Regions from separate parts of the Homo sapiens genome. Here all the other regions are linked to region 1. A link is a contact called in ENCODE Hi-C or POLR2A ChIA-PET data. All regions are on one chromosome and are shown on one strand. The core of a region is the stretch at or near the end of the contact, and the rest is flanking DNA. Distances in the headings are between cores, read along the strand shown. Region 1 holds the start of PTTG1 (PTTG1 regulator of sister chromatid separation, securin). Region 2 holds the start of GM2A (ganglioside GM2 activator). Region 3 holds the start of ATOX1 (antioxidant 1 copper chaperone). Region 4 holds the start of GALNT10 (polypeptide N-acetylgalactosaminyltransferase 10).

Evidence for each region. Hi-C counts contacts between places; a loop is a spot of excess contacts on that map. ChIA-PET counts read pairs that join two places held with the same protein, here RNA polymerase II (POLR2A). Pooled maps may share reads with other maps.
Region 2: a loop to region 1 is called in a map of CD8-positive, alpha-beta T cell, with 7 times the contacts of the local background. The contact joins the promoter of GM2A here to the promoter of PTTG1 in region 1. A Hi-C loop is called at or near these places in 2 of 168 maps with a recorded cell type or tissue (CD8-positive, alpha-beta T cell and naive thymus-derived CD4-positive, alpha-beta T cell) and 4 of 50 pooled maps.
Region 3: a pooled map shows a loop between it and region 1 (4-fold over the local background). The contact joins the promoter of ATOX1 here to the promoter of PTTG1 in region 1. A Hi-C loop is called at or near these places in 3 of 50 pooled maps. POLR2A ChIA-PET finds 5 or more read pairs at or near these places in 3 of 52 experiments (PC-9, activated B cell and activated naive CD4-positive, alpha-beta T cell).
Region 4: a loop to region 1 is called in a map of naive thymus-derived CD4-positive, alpha-beta T cell, with 5 times the contacts of the local background. The contact joins the promoter of GALNT10 here to the promoter of PTTG1 in region 1. A Hi-C loop is called at or near these places in 1 of 168 maps with a recorded cell type or tissue (naive thymus-derived CD4-positive, alpha-beta T cell) and 6 of 50 pooled maps. POLR2A ChIA-PET finds 5 or more read pairs at or near these places in 1 of 52 experiments (activated B cell).

What each region holds. Positions count from the first base shown.
Region 1 is chr5:160,419,822-160,423,541 of GRCh38, reverse strand. PTTG1 (PTTG1 regulator of sister chromatid separation, securin) reads right to left here and starts at 1,687. Exons shown (of 6, transcript NM_004219.4): 1 at 1,651-1,687; 2 at 1,139-1,240; 3 at 649-833. The coding sequence starts at 1,229. RefSeq lists an enhancer at 882-1,438 and silencers at 1,533-1,692, 1,793-1,852.
Region 2 is chr5:151,251,074-151,254,793 of GRCh38, reverse strand. GM2A (ganglioside GM2 activator) reads right to left here and starts at 1,609. Exons shown (of 4, transcript NM_000405.5): 1 at 1,497-1,609. The coding sequence starts at 1,577. LOC124901115 (a long non-coding RNA gene) reads left to right here and starts at 3,609. Exons shown (of 3, transcript XR_007059003.1): 1 at 3,609-3,720. RefSeq lists a silencer at 1,649-1,998.
Region 3 is chr5:151,756,623-151,760,342 of GRCh38, reverse strand. ATOX1 (antioxidant 1 copper chaperone) reads left to right here and starts at 1,712. Exons shown (of 4, transcript NM_004045.4): 1 at 1,712-1,797. The coding sequence starts at 1,792. It overlaps ATOX1-AS1 (ATOX1 antisense RNA 1), which reads right to left. Exons shown (of 4, transcript XR_007059008.1): 3 at 3,272-3,405; 4 at 1,983-2,054. RefSeq lists a silencer at 1,524-1,773 and an enhancer at 2,544-2,673.
Region 4 is chr5:154,188,815-154,192,534 of GRCh38, reverse strand. It overlaps GALNT10 (polypeptide N-acetylgalactosaminyltransferase 10), which reads right to left and starts at 1,802. Exons shown (of 12, transcript NM_198321.4): 1 at 1,510-1,802. The coding sequence starts at 1,668. It overlaps LOC124901118 (a long non-coding RNA gene), which reads left to right and starts at 2,456. Exons shown (of 2, transcript XR_007059010.1): 1 at 2,456-2,539. RefSeq lists silencers at 1,507-1,566, 1,637-1,716, 1,807-1,916, 1,927-2,026, 2,117-2,206 and an enhancer at 2,427-3,392.

The DNA of each region.
Region 1 (3,720 bases), core at 438-2,937:
AGAAGACATCTTTGTCCTAAGTTGCACTATATGTAATTCACTAGTTGTTTCCTAATGCAAATTAAACAAAACAGTTATTCAAATAAAGTGTTAATCCACATGCTAATGTCATCTTTCACAGCAAAGTCCTCTCATCTGGGATACACAGACCTGTAGCTTGTGACTCACACTCACACGAAGATCAACATGCTAGCAAATTGTCACCTAACAAGCTGCTGCTTGCCCTGGAAGGCTAAGAGAATGGCAGCACCTGTGCTATTAAAGCAGCAACAGAACCTCTTAAGGCACCCTCTCTCTCAGTATGTATCTGTAAGTGGATACCACCAACCAGTTTCTCTTAAGGCACCCTCTCTCTCAGTATGTATCTGTAAGTAGACACCACCAACCAGTTTCACGACACTAGTGAAGGACAGGTGAGGCAAAAATATGCATGAGGCAAAAATATGCATTAGCTGCATCTGAGATTTCCAATCTCAAGGTACCAAGAAGTCCACAAGGACAATCTGAGTCTCCTCCACTACTCTGCTTGCTAACCTCTATTTCCCTTCTACTCAGAGGGAAGAAAGCTACGTAGGATGATGCCAATAGTCATTTTAAGAGTCAAAAGTGCTTAAGTGTTTAAACAGTGTCTTTATAGCCAACACTTACCTTTTTGGCAGAAAAGCTTGGCTGTTTTTGTTTGAGGGGTCCCTTGGTCTTTACAGACTTTTCTGTAGCTCTGTTGACAGTTCCCAAAGCCTTTCTAGTAGCTTTAGGTAAGGCTGGTGGGGCATCGAACGTTTTGCCAAAACGTGGTGTTGAAACTTGAGATCTCCCATCTAAGGCTTTGATTGCTGAAGAAAAAGTCTTACCATAAGAATATTCCAGCAGCAAAATACCTGTACAACTTAAATACTGTGTATATAAACTTGACCTCTCACCCCCAAACCCACCCCCCACTTTTGGTAGTGGCATGGCTATGATAGGCCTAATAGCAGAGATTCAGTAACTTCCTTAAATCATCTCATTAAGATATTAAAAATGAAAAAGGACCAATAACAAACGACTCCAATTGCCCAAAAAGTACACTAAATGTCTCGTCCAGCTCCAGGCCACGTCCACAATACCAGTGTATCCGACTGCAGCCTTGTATACTTACAAGGTCCAGACCCCAGCTTCAGCCCATCCTTAGCAACCACACGGGTGCCTGGTTCTCCATTTTCCTTATCAACATAGATCAGAGTAGCCATTCTGGATTATTCTAAGAATGAGAAATACATATTAGATATTGGGGAAGGTGGGAGAAGCAAAGGTATAGCAACATACCAAACTTTCTATCCTAGGAGTGTCCACACAAAAAACAAGAGCTAAACAGCGGAACAGTCACGGGCGTGAGCCAACAAGTACTTAATCCAGCTCTCAAATCTTCCAGCCTGAGTCAGAGGCTCTAAGGTCCCGAGCAGCGCGCGGTTTGGGGCTGGCACTCATCAGACAGTTGCCGTTGGTCCAGTTAGCAGTCCGAGACCACGCTCAAACGGGCTCGGAGCCATCTAAGCCCCGGGCAGTCCCCCAACCCCAGCCCCAGCTTCAGCCCCAGCCGCAGCCGCAGCCCGCCTCCTTCCCCGCCGGAGCCGGCTCAACTAACCACCCGCGACCCTCCCATTCACTCACGCAGGTCTTAACAGCCGCATTCATCTGAGGCCGCGGTGAACGGACGCGGCGCACTCCTGGTTTAAACCACAACTCGCGGCCCAATTGGCTCTTCCGCCCAGGAGGCGGGGCCGTGGGCGTGGTCACCAAGTAGAACCAATGGAAAGGACCTAAGCAGCCAGGGCTCCGCCCCAAAAGCTCTTTCTTGCAAACTTTGTGGCACGTTTTCTGGGAAGAAAAAACTAGGATCGTGTAATATTAAAAAATAAATCGAGAGGCTTTTTTTTTTTGCTCTCCATATTATTAAGCTGCATGGACTGAGGTACTGACTCAATAACAATGGTTTATTGCTTTAAGATATTTTTATTTAGATGACCCTGTAAAAAGGATGGAAAATAAATAGAAATATTGAAGAAATAGGGGAAACAACCAATGTTGGGTCTAAAGAATACTAGCAGAGAAGAATTTAAAATTAAGAAGAAATGTAAGTACAGGTAGATCAAACAGCAGCGTTTGAGTCATTCTCTTATGCTTATGATTAAGAACGAACTGATCGTTCCCTAATCTTAGGACTATCCTCAATACTTCAGGCTAAGACACTGTTTCTATTATACCATCACGAATCTGTCTTAGGAACAAAATTATGATTCTAATGAATACATAATTTAGTCTTCCCTTAAAATTCTATCCTTTGATAGTGATTTATTTTAAACCTCTAACATCTCAATAATATATTAACCAAAGTTGCCTGGAAGGGCTTGGCCAGGGAGCAAGAGAATATCAGAGAGATAATAAAGATATAAAAAAGGAATTCCAATTTCCCAGATATGAAAAGAAATTTTGCTTGAAAAAGTTGACGACCTTTTCCTGTTTCTATAGTAAAATGGAATACATTGAACAACTACAAGATGAAGATATAAATTAAAACATAAGGCTGACCTGTGTCATTCAAACTCCGCTTCCCACAGTTCACCATATATGCATTTTAAGCTGCAGATCAGCTGAGAGAGAGGAGTTGATTCCATATTACTCTTTCACGAAAGGCTTGACACTATACCTGACATAGACATGGTTCTCAATATATGCCAGTTCATCATCTCTTTTTCCCTGGCATTTCAGGACCAATATTGATTGAATGATTCATTCATTCACAAATATTTATTGAATACCTATTAAATGCTGGACATTATACTAGGTTATAAGAAAAGAGCCTAACTTAAGGTGAAGAAAAGAGGAAAGACAGAAAAATATGCATACCTTTATTGTCCCTTCACTGTTCTTTTTCCTTTATCCCCATCCTTTATTTCCTCCTGTATCTCCTAAATTTTACATCATCATATTATATTATCAGCACTCAAAGTGTTAATTTTTAAGACTAAATCTGCACAACACCTATAGCTTCCAAGTGGGGATTCTCTATCTACAGAGGTTTTGAGGTGCAAGGTTTGTCTTAGGATGTCTTCTTTTTTTCACCAACAGAAAGCATTGTTTCTCCTAAGGTCATGCAGCAGCTGTAAACCATAACCACCCTCTCTGAATAACCACTGTTTTCTTACTAATGATGCCCTCAGACCAGCTTTGCTATTCCTATTACTGGAAATACTCAATTGCTAAACCACCCTCACTCATAACAGCACTTAGTCCCTAATCAGTTTCTCCCAATCCTTCTTTACAAACAGCAACCCATCCAGAACCAATCCCGGCTTTCCTAGACCTTCCTCAGAACCCTCCAGAGGGACCTCAAGTCTTAGAAAAGATTCAACTGTCTTGTCCTGCGCTTTCTGATTCCTCTTCGAGATGCGCTCTCCTGGTGGTTTTGGCTAATTAGGCCTTAACACTCCTAAGCAAATTTCAGGAATATTTTTAAGTGGAAAAAAACAAAGCCTGAGTGATTCATAGACTCTATTCACTTTCACGCTAGTCTCTGACACTGTTTCTTCATCTACTGCCCTGTAAAAGCAAAATTAATATTTATGTTCCTAAACTCCAGGTATTGCAAATTCTTAATACGAAAAAAATAGATTCTATTATGTTGGGCTATTTTATTGAGGCAGGAATGGTAGCTACTTTTACTTTTACATTCAAAAAGGA
Region 2 (3,720 bases), core at 360-2,859, 9.2 Mb after region 1:
ATCACATGAGACATTCAACACTTTATTATGAAATAGGCTTTGTGTTAGATGATATTGCCCAACTGTAGGCTAATGTAAATGTTCTGGGCATGTTTAAGGTAGGCTAGGCATGTTTAAGGTAGGCTAGGCTATGATTCTCAGGTTAGCTGTATTAAATGCATTTTCAACTTATGATGGGTTTATCAGAACATAACCTCATGGAAAGTTAAGGAGCTTCTGTATATAATACATTACTGACGATAGTCACCCTGGTGTGCAATAAATCTCAAAGCCTATTCCTTAGCAGAACTTGGTGGCCCACACCTGCAGTCCCAGCTACTCAGGAGACTGAGGTGGGAGGACTGCTTGAGCCCAGGAGTTTAAGGCTGCAGTGAGCTACAATCGCCCCACTGCACTCCAGCCTGGGTGACAGAGTGAGACCCCACCTCTACTCTCAACTTCTGTAAGTTCAACTTGGTTAGAATCCGCATATAAATGAGATAATAAAACAGAACTACCATATGAGCCATTATCCCACTTCTGGGTATATATCCAAAGGAACTGAAATCAACATTTCGAAGGGCTATCTGCACTCCCATATTCATTGCAGCATTACTCACAATAGCTAAGATATGGAAATAACCTAAGTGTCCATCAACAGACACTTGATGGATAAAGAAATTATCCATCAACAGACACTTGATGAAGAAATTATCCATCAAATTGAATGCATAAAGAAAATGTGGCATATATACACAACAGAATACTATTCAGCCTTTAAAAGGGGGAACATCTTGTCATTTGCAACAACATAGATTGAATCTGAAAGACATTGGGCTAGCTGCAATAAGCCAGGAACGAGGCTTTTTCAGGTGAAGGGATTACAGAACTTCCCTTTCCCAGGGATCTGCAGCACGGTGTGAATGAGAAGTGAAGGAAGAAGCGGTGTCAATGAGAAGTGAAGGAGGAAGCTTGGAGGGTACGGGGACTGTTGTCTCAGTGGCTCATAACCAAGGGCAGCGGGGTCACAGGCCTGGGTATTTGTCACCAGATGGGCAAATCTGGATCCTCTGGCCTGGAAAAGCTCTCAAACCCTCCCAACTCTCAGGAAGACCTCAGGGCATTCGAGCAGGGGAAGAGATGAGGCAGCAGGCCTTATCATGGGGGACATAAGGAGTGGGGGTCAGGAGTAAGGTGCAGGGTTAACAGGACTGAATCTCTGGGGGCAATGCCTTAGTTTTAAGGCTGTCTGCATTTTCACTCCGGCGCTTGGAGGGAGGGCAGGAGAGTGCAGACGTGAGATTAATCTCTCCAAAAAGGGCCTGGAGCAGAACAAGTCTTTAGAGGCCACCCTCATTGTACAGACCAGAATCCCATAATTAGTTACTTTGGAAGGCTCTAGTGCAGAGAACCAATTCTAGAGAACGGAGTGGCCACCCCCATATCTCAGCCAGACCCGCACACCCGTAGCTGGGCCAGGAGGCTGCAAACAGACTCTTAAAAGAGGGTGCACTCACCTTTTTCAGGTGGGCTTGCGCAGGGGCCGCGAGAAGCAAGCCCAGGGCGATCAGGAGGGGAGCCTGCATCAGGGACTGCATCGGGAAGGGTGGGTCAGGGCGGAGTTAACTGCAAGGTCTGTGGCGGCAGAGGTGCCTTTAAATGCCTTCCAGTATTGGTTACGCAAAGAAGCTGAGTCCAGTCACTGGCAGGTTCGCCCTGCCCCGTCCCGGCCAGAGACTTCCCGGCCGAGAATTGGACCGATTCCTCCCGGCTCCGCCCCCTCGCTCTTTTCATTGGAGCCTGTCTCTCTAGCGTAGGTGTCAAGGCCTTCCCTCTCTGGGGCGTAGGCGGAGTTGGAAGAGAAAGGGGCGGAACTGAGCGCGGCGGGGCTGAAGGCGGCTGGAACGGAAGGGAGCTTAGCACGAGGTTGGGGCGGGATCACGAGGGCGGGGCGGAGCTGCGCGCGCGGGAGGGGCGGGGGCGTGGCGCGAGGAGGGGCCGAGCGGAGTCGGGGGCGGGGCGGAGCAGAGCTCCTGGGAAGGGCGGGGCCGGGCAGGGGATGGGGCGGAGCTGTGGTTTGTGAACTCGTGCCGGGGCCGTCACCTTTGGAAGGACCTTTGGGAAACCGCGGATTCAGTGTTTTCATCCCCAAGTCCTTCCGGACAAAAATGTCAGACTCTCTGCCATGTTACGCTTCCCCATATGTGTGTCTTTTTTTTTTTTTTTTTTGCTTTGAGACGGACTCTCGCTCTGTCGCCCGAGCTGGAGTGCAGTGGCGCGATCTCGGCTCACTGCAACCTCTGCCTCCCAGGTTCAAGCGATTCTTCCGCCTCAGCCTCTCGACTAGCTGGGACTACAGGCACGCGCCACACGCCCAGCTAATTTTTGTGTTTTTAGTAGAAACGGGGTTTCACCGTGTTGTCCAGGACGGTCTTGATCTCTTGACTTCACGAATCCGTATCTTTTTAATAATTATAACCGTTATAAAAACTAACATTTAGTAACTGCTTGAAAGCATGCTAAGGACGCACAAGGGAATGCTTTTTTTTTTTCTTCCCCAATTTTAGCACTGAGGAAACTGATACACAGTGAGGTTAGCTCTGCCAAGGTCGCACAGCTAGGAAGGAATAGAGCAAGACTTCTTTTTAGACACCCCATCAGCCAAGATTTTGTCAGGTTAATATACTAGTTGGAGATTTGCTTTTAGAAAAAACAGGGATGTTGTTACCAATACCGCCAATTTACCACAGGATTGTAAACTACACAAGGGGTGGCATCATGATGCAGGCACTCATTTATACCCAGTGCCTGATGCATAATAGACAATCTGTTGAGTACATGAATGCATGTGTAGAATTTAAAACTCACCTGATCATCTTTTTTAAAGTAAACTTTTTATTTTGGTTTACAGAAAAGTTGCAAAAATACTACAAAGTTCTGTTCGTTTCCTCTATTGTTGATAAGACACCCGTGGCCTGGCCGGGGGTTCAGACTGCAGACCCAGAGCTTGTGCTTGTGCATAACTGGGGGGCACTGCCAGCGACAAGGAGGTGGCAAAAGAATAAAAAATTAAAAAATTTTTTTTAAATCTGAGGGCATGACATTGGTACACTATTATTAACTAAGCTCCATACTTTACATAATGATCCTCCCATTCTGATCAACTCTTCCCTTTCACCTAGCCCAACTGAGGTAGGAGAATAGAGTCTGCAGGCAGGGAACCTAAGGCCATTTCACGCTGACTTCCTAGAACTAAATCGAAAGGAAAACCCTAACTTTCCACACCTAAGTAACAAGAGGACCAGAGGCTACTCTCTTTACAACCCCCCACCTTTTCTGTGCAGCAGATGGGAAATTGAAAGTACATTTCGATTTCTATGCTACATTTCAGTTTATATGTTAAAATTGCATAGAAGTGCAACTTTGTAACTTCACTTCAGCCTGATTGGTTGCTTTCCACAACCAATCAGATGTTTGCACAGGAGCATGACCTTTGTAACTTCACTTCGGCCTCTGATTAACCAGTCAGACTGATTGCGGGCCACCACTTCATTTACATGAGGTGAGCACCAAGTGGCCAATGGGAAACCTCTAGGGGGTATTTGGACCCAAGAAGATTCTGTATCTGGGCCCTTGAGCTGCTGCTTGGCCCGCTCCCACACTGTTGAGTGTACTTTCATTTTTAATAAACCCTTGCTTTTGTTCTTTCATTGCTCCATTTTTCCCTTGCTTTTCTGTGTG
Region 3 (3,720 bases), core at 463-2,962, 8.7 Mb after region 1:
AAAGTGAGAAAAGCAGGATGCAAAACTGTGTATACTATGCCTTTTGTTTAAGAAGGAGAGGTCAGGGTAGGAGGAAGACCTACTTTTCACTGTACGCTACTTTGTGTTATTTGAAAATTAAACAGTAGGTACATTGGGATTCCACCTGCAAATCCTACACTTATCCAAGATAACTTCTAGTAACATTGGCTGTGGTTCATTTCATGCTTATTTTAATGTAAATACACGGAATGTATGTATATATTTATGCAGGAACTACAGTCTGGCATATTTTCTTCTCCTCTTTAATAGGTCTTTATTTGTGATCTTTAACAGATCTTTATAAAGCTGTCTTCTCTTTAAATTGCTGTCTCTAGGCTTAGCCATCCCCCCAACCCATACCCCTAATTCTCTAAAACATGCCGTGGGTGGTTCGCCCTGTGTACTGTTGCTTTGGGAAGGATTTCCTTCCCTCATGTCCACTCTCCGCCTTCCCTCATGGCAATCTAGCTATCCCTAGCCCCAGGGCACAGTTGTACCCAGGACTACCAAGATGCTAAGCCTTGCCCGTACAGGACCTAATGTGCCAGTACCCTCTTTCCCTCTCCTCCTCGCCCCCTTCCCTTCCATCTTTAGGGAATTCCTGGCAGGTTGGGTAGGGGATGAATGGTTAAGGGGTATTTTGTGAGCAGCGGAAGACCCAGTGCCAGGGAGGCCAACAGAGGGCCTAGCAATTAGAGAATACTTATATATATTTTTGGTGCCTACCATGTGCCAAGCAATGTATTAAGAAGTTTGCACACATTACATGTATTCCAACAATACTGCAAAGTAGGTTTCTTGGAGGGAACCATGTGTCGTTGTTTGCCTGAAACAGTCATGGTGTTTGCCTGTTGTCCTGGCAAAATTATTAATAGCATCTCCTTTCTCTAGCAAAAGGTTCAGATAAAAAATTGTATAGTGACCTTAACTGTCCCCATCTTATACGTGAGGATATTGAGGCTTAGAGAGGTAAGTTCATCTGCCCAGGGTCACATGGCTAATAAATGATAGGGCTGAGATTAAAACTCTAGTCAGTATGGCTCTGCTAGGGACTGAACTCTGACATGGACATGAATTGTGTCCCCGCAAATTCCTATGTTGATACCCTAACCCCCAATGCGACTGTATTTAGAGACAAAGCCTGTAACAGGGCGATAAAGGCTAACCGAGGTCCAGATTATTGCCTTCTCCCCAGGCCGCCTCTCTTCCACAACCGCCCCCACCCCACTGCAGTCAGGGCCCTTCCTCCTCTGTCACAACAGCTCTGCTAACCCTGCACTATCACTGCCTGCGTCCTTCGCAGCCTCCTGCTGCTGCTCTTCCACCGCTGCGTCCTCGTTGGCTGGCGCTTAATAAAAATTGACTCGGTGAATAAATGAGTGAAACTGTCCTTTTAGGGATGGATGGATGATGTCCTGTTCAAGGCGGTGCCCTTCTCTGGCATTCCCTAACACAAGCTTGACCCGAAGTAGGCGTTCTGAAAAAGGCCGACAGTCGATGGAGGCCAACGCAGCGCCCCTCTCACCTCCTCTCTCCGTCCAGGCCGGGTGACCACGGGCCCGGCCCGCAGAAAGGAGGCGGCGCGGCCGGCAGGGATCAGGACTGGAGGGGGCGGAGCCTCCCTCGCGGCCGGGCCCGGAGTGGGAGGGGCCTCCGGGACCAGGCCTCTAGTGCGCACTCTCGGAAGCGCAGCCGAACCCGCCCTCCGAATCCAGAGAGGCGCTGCTGACACCGCCGCCACACCGCCGCCACACCGCCGCTGCCTCAGTCATGCCGGTGAGTGGTTGCGCCGTCCCCGCCACGCAGACTTGCAGTCCCGGGTTGCTTCTCGGCTGCACAGCCGCTTGACCGGATGCTGATCTTGAAGGGCTCAGGCGGCGGCCGGAGCCGCTGTTGTCCCCTAGCTTACCCCACCCAGCCCCCAGCTTTTGCGACCCTTCAGAAAATGGGATCCGAAGGGAGTTTAATCTGGGAGCCAGGCTTCAAAACGTCGGAGCTGGAAGGCCTCCAGGGGCGACAAGCCCACACCTTCCCTGCGTACACAGAGAAACAGAACCAGAGAGGGGGCAGGGGATGGGGGAGTTGGTGGCCAGCGGGAACTGAGACGCCTAGTCCCTGAGCCTTCCTCCTGGCTGCCCTGCCCGCGGAGCTGGCCTGAAGGAGGGCGGTGGGGAGGCTCTGGACAAGGGAGTGGACCCGGTTATTTCCTCACGGACCGGGCAGGTTTTCAGAGGTTCATGCTTTTCTTAATTTCCCTGCCCACTCTGGCCTACTTTTCAGATCAACTCTGGGCGACACTGAATGGAGACACTTTCTCAGCCTGAACCCATGAGCCCCAGAGAGGTTCAGGAACCCCCCCGCACAGTCACCAGTTGCTCAGTGGCTGTGTCTGGGAAGTCAGTCTTAGCCTGCCTTTGCAGATCACTCAGTCTTATCACATATATTGTTGCTCGTGGCCTCGTTTTTTATATAAAGAATTGAGGCCTTTGGCAGATAAAAATATAAAAAGCCCAGTAACTTATTCCAGGTCGTGTTGAAGTTGGCAGAGCCAGGATTCAGCTCCTTATCCTTAGGCTCCCCATCTCTCCAGGCCTGACCACATGGGAGGTGCCAGGCAAAAGCAGTCACACCGGCTTGGGAAGATGCTCTGATCTCAGTTGCATCTTGGTTAGGGTCATGTGGTGTTTAGCATTTTCTTCAGGGTGCCTAATTCATGGCTCTGGGCCAGGTGGATACCCAGAGGTATCCCACAGTTGCCATGTGTCTTTGCATCCTGTCTTTAGGGAGCTGGCAGGTGAGCCTGAGGCCTCCTGGGCAGAGCCACTGACATCTCAGGTGTCATTTCCTGTGGGTCTTGCCAGGTGCCTTGAGACAAATCCTCCAACAACAAAGTATGGATAAGGAATCTGATAGAATCAGCCCTACCAGTTGGGCAAGTCAGCCTGTGGCAATGGTAGAAGACAGTATTAATTGCCCTGGGGCTTGGGGAGTGAAGGCCACCAGGATTTTTTGTGGGGGGTGGCAATGAGGAAAAGGCTAGCTTGATCATCACTGTATTCTGTATCTTCTGGGGATTTTGACAAAAAACCCTCTGGAGCAGATGATGGGAATGAGGAGGGCACTTGGCACCATGTACCACAAGATAACAGCTGAAGGAAAGAGGGTGTTAGTCAAGGGATTTCCTCAAAACTGGAAAGGGAAGAAAAAAATATATCTATATACACATACTGGAAGGGGAAGAGTGTGTTACCTGAGAGTTTTCTCAGACAAATGCCCGAGAGCACAGGGTTTGGAATCCCAGAAACCTCTGAAAATCTGTGCCCCAGCTTGCCAACTGGGTGACCTCAGGCAAGTTGCTTTATCTCACTGCCTTGATTTCCTCATCTGTAAGATAGGGACAAAAACTTTGACCTCACAGGACTGTTGTTAGTATTAACTGGAAAAATGCCAGTAAAATATGTCACACAGCCACTGATATATCTAGTCCCCAAGAAATGGTAGCTCCTGTGTAGACGTAGGACAGGTGGGCTAGAGCTATAGGCAGGTGAGGCCGGGCATGGTGGCTCACGCCTGTAATCCCAGCACTTTGGGAGGCCCAGGCGGGCAGATCACTTTAATGCAGGAGCTTGAGACCAACTTTGGCAACATGATGAAACCCTGGCTCTACAAAAAATACAAAAAATTAGCCAGACGTGGTGG
Region 4 (3,720 bases), core at 553-3,052, 6.2 Mb after region 1:
CACACAGTAAGTTAGTGGTAGAGCTGAGGTCAGAACCCTGGAACTCCTGACTCTGATGCTGGTACTGAATAGGAACAGAGGAAAGAGATTTCATGAACGGAAAATCCATACAGATACAGAATTTCAGGGAGAGAGGTCTAAGCTAGCTGTCAGGGTTTGAACCAGGGGTTTAGGAAAGAGATGGAAACCTTAGTTTCTAAACAGTAAGCTCTACCAGAAAGATCAATGAGACCCTCTGGGATGCTTTGCAGCAATTAACAGAGTTACAGGCGGAGCTCAAATTGGTCAGCTCTGTAGCAAAGAGCCCTCTGTGCTCCAGATGCCAGACTGCCTAGACAGCAGCCTGATACTGGGAAGAATAAGGAAAACCATCAATCTCAGAAAAGCCAGCCTCTTTCGTCGAGGCCAGCCAACAGTCAGTCAAGTCTGACCCTGATACACAAATTATCCACTTCTCATGGGACCAGAGAAATCCCGTAAGAAAGCCTGAAATGTTCCACTATATGAAACAGTCTAAGCAATACACTCACTAGCACCTCCTGGGAGGGTGGGAGTGATGTGACAGAGCTTCTGCTATGAGGGAGCTGCTAGTCTAAATGCGTGCACGCACACATACACACAAACATACGTGGGTAAGTTCAAAGGAGGCAGAAACCATTCCGATCCCAGTTTTGGCTGCAATAAACACTACAACTAACCAGACTAGACAAGTTCAGAAGAGATAGGGAAGGCTTCTGGTGTTCCATCCTCAGGACACTGGGCACCAATAGCCTCTGGGACATTTTGGGGGTCCCCCCACCAGAGCCCCACCTCTGGACTCCCATAAGGTCAAAGGCAGCAGGTCCCTCAAGGACCAGGAGCTTACCCCCTTCTCCACCCCCAGGGGCTTGAAGCTTTAAAGGGAGCATGATCTTTACATTCTGCAAGGAATCCACAGGATCTGAGAAAGGAAAAGGCTAGAGTTGGGGCGGGGGTGTTGAATAAATGGGGAGAGGAGGAAGGCCCGGGTGTCTCGTTGGGCAGATGAGAAATCAGGAAAAGGGCTGACCTGAGCAAAGAACACTGGGATCAGCAGGTAGGGGTTGTGGGGGGGGGGGGGTGGGAGGAGGGAAGCAGAGAGGACCTGGACACCAAATAGAAGAACCAGAATCTTCATTCCTATTGGCACAAGGCAGGAGTCATCCTGGGATACAGGGATGCAGATAGGATCCTTCAAAAGAGATCCGCTGGAAGACGTCAAGGAATACCAGACGGGGACAGAAAGGAAGGTGGTAACATGTGGTGAGAAATAGCGTCCTGAGTGCTAGTTCGGACTCAGTCTCTGACTGGCGTGGGACCCTGGACAAGTCCCGACAGGACTTAATTTTCCCATCCGGAAAATGGGAAGAGCTGAAGAGTCTCGGAGCTGACTCTGAGGAGGCAGACAGCAGAAGGTGGAGGAAGGAACCACAGGCTAAAAGTGAATTCGGGAAGGGGGTGTTCCCGGCCTGTAGCAACGGGGGGACTCACCTGTCCCGCCGCCGGCGCCACCGCCGCCCCCGATCCCCCAGGGGTGCCGTCGGGCTGCCGCTCGCGGTACAGCGCCCAAAGCCCCACGTTGGGCAGGAGGACCAGGGCCGCCAGCACCAGCGCCACCGCCTGCAGGAGCCGCTTCTCCTTCCGCCTCATCGGGGCCGGTCAGCCCCGCCGCGCCCCGCCGGCCCCGCCGCGCCGCCCCCAGCTCCGCGCGTCCGCCCGTCCGCCCGGCGGCGGCAGCAGCTCAGCCAGCAGAAGCGGCTGCGGCGCCGGCCCCGCTCCAACTCCGCGGCACTTCCGCCGCTCGCCGGCCGGGGAGCTGGGCGCCGCCACCACGCCGCCGCCACGAGGGGGTCGTCGCCGCCGCCACCGCCCCCGGGCCCCGCCGAGCCGCCCGCCCCGCGCCGCCTGCCCCCGCGTCGACCGCCGAGTCTCTGCGCTGCAGGCTCGGCCCTCTCACGGAGCGTCTCGGCCCGCCCGGGCGCTGCAGGATGCCGGGCCGGAGCGCTTCCCCCCTCTCGAGCCGCGATGGTCCGTCCCACTCCTCGGCGGCTCCCCCGCCCTCTGGAGCTTTGCGAAAGTCCCGGAGTTGGCGAGTTGGGCGCTAACTGGTGCGGGCTGGGCACCGCTGGGTGGGGTGCATGTCCGCTCGCCCGGGTACCCTGCCGCCCCGCCCGGCAACCTCCGCCCGGGACTGCAGCCGAACCTTTGCTGCCTCCCTGGGGATATGCAAATAGTGCTGGGGCCCCGCCGGGCGTTCTGAGCCTGGAGCCCCCGGGGCTGTCACTTCCAGCCCACCTAGGCTCGGCCCCCAGGACCTGCGGACCTACTTTGACCCCGGCGACTCGGTGTTCCCGGCCATGAAACGGGGCCACAGCCGTGCTGCACGCTCACTGTTCCGCGGGCGGGCCCTGGTTTTCTTCCTCTAGGGGGGCCCTGGCGTTAGGTGTGAACGCCCTCTGCAAACTGTAGGGAGCTGTGCCCGGCCGCCGCCCGTCTGTAGATCCTGCAAACCGGCGGGTGGGTAAGTGACGGTAGCCTCTCTGCAGCACCTTTCCTCACGCAAGTCCAACCCCCTTGGAGTTAGAATGCCCTGCATTCTCACGCGTGCTTTTGGATCCTAAGCGCACTGAGCCCTTCCCGGAAAGCTCTCAGCAAACCGTTGGCGAGCGCCACTATGTGCCAAACACTGTGCCAGGCTCTGGGATGAAATGAAAACAGACCTGAGCCCTGACGTCTGGGAGCTGAAACATGAAACACGTAATTTCACTAGACCAGGCAATGTGTCTGTAACTGTGGCGAGGGCTTTGACAGAGGAGTCGGGCTTCTGGGCGATGCGGAGGGCCGTGGAGCCGGACTCCGACGGTGATGCCAGCCAGCGGCTCCTCCTCGGGGCGCTCGACGCTGGTCACTTAGCTGCCTCCTCCCTGATGCGGTGGAACGGAGCACCCCCTTGGCTACCTTACTCTCTGCCACCCCCACATTCGTCCTCTTGATTCTCTGCTTCTCTAGCTCAGCCGCTGACCTTCGTGCCTAGCTGCCACTAGTCCTTGACCAGCGTTCTGGCAACTCTTGCCTCCAAGTTCTTCCAGCTCCAGGCTGAGCGATGGGGATTCAGTTTTCTGACATCACAGCTCAGTTCTTGATTTCTGCAGCAAAACCTTCAAGGCTTCCATCACCTCGGCTCTAGAGTCCATCATGCTCCTCTCCTATGACCTGCTAGGGCTGATCAAACGTTCTGTCTCCTGCCGTGCCCTGCCCTGCCCTGCCCTGAGCTTCGCTTAGCCTGTTGCAGGCTTTGTGTTTTCCTTCTTGTGCTGTTGACCACGCAGCTCCTTCTACCCATAAAACCCCCTTCTCTAGGTCGGTGGAAATCTTGTTCATCCTTCCGTGTCTAGTTAAACTGCCACCTCCTCCACGAAGCCTTCTAAAACTCCTCCTCAGGGAACTGTTTTCTTTCTTTAGATTTCCATCACAATAATGCTTACCTTTTATTGAGTGCTTACTCTATGTCAGGCAGCCCTTGAGATGCATTACCTCTTTAAATGCTCACAGTTACCCTGTGAGGTACATGCTTTTCTTATACCCATTGGCGAATGAGAGTCAGATTTAAAAATGCATGTAATCCCAGCACTTTGGGAGGCCAAGGCGGGCAGATCACGAGGTCAAGAGATCGAGACCATCCTGGCCAACATGGCGAAACCC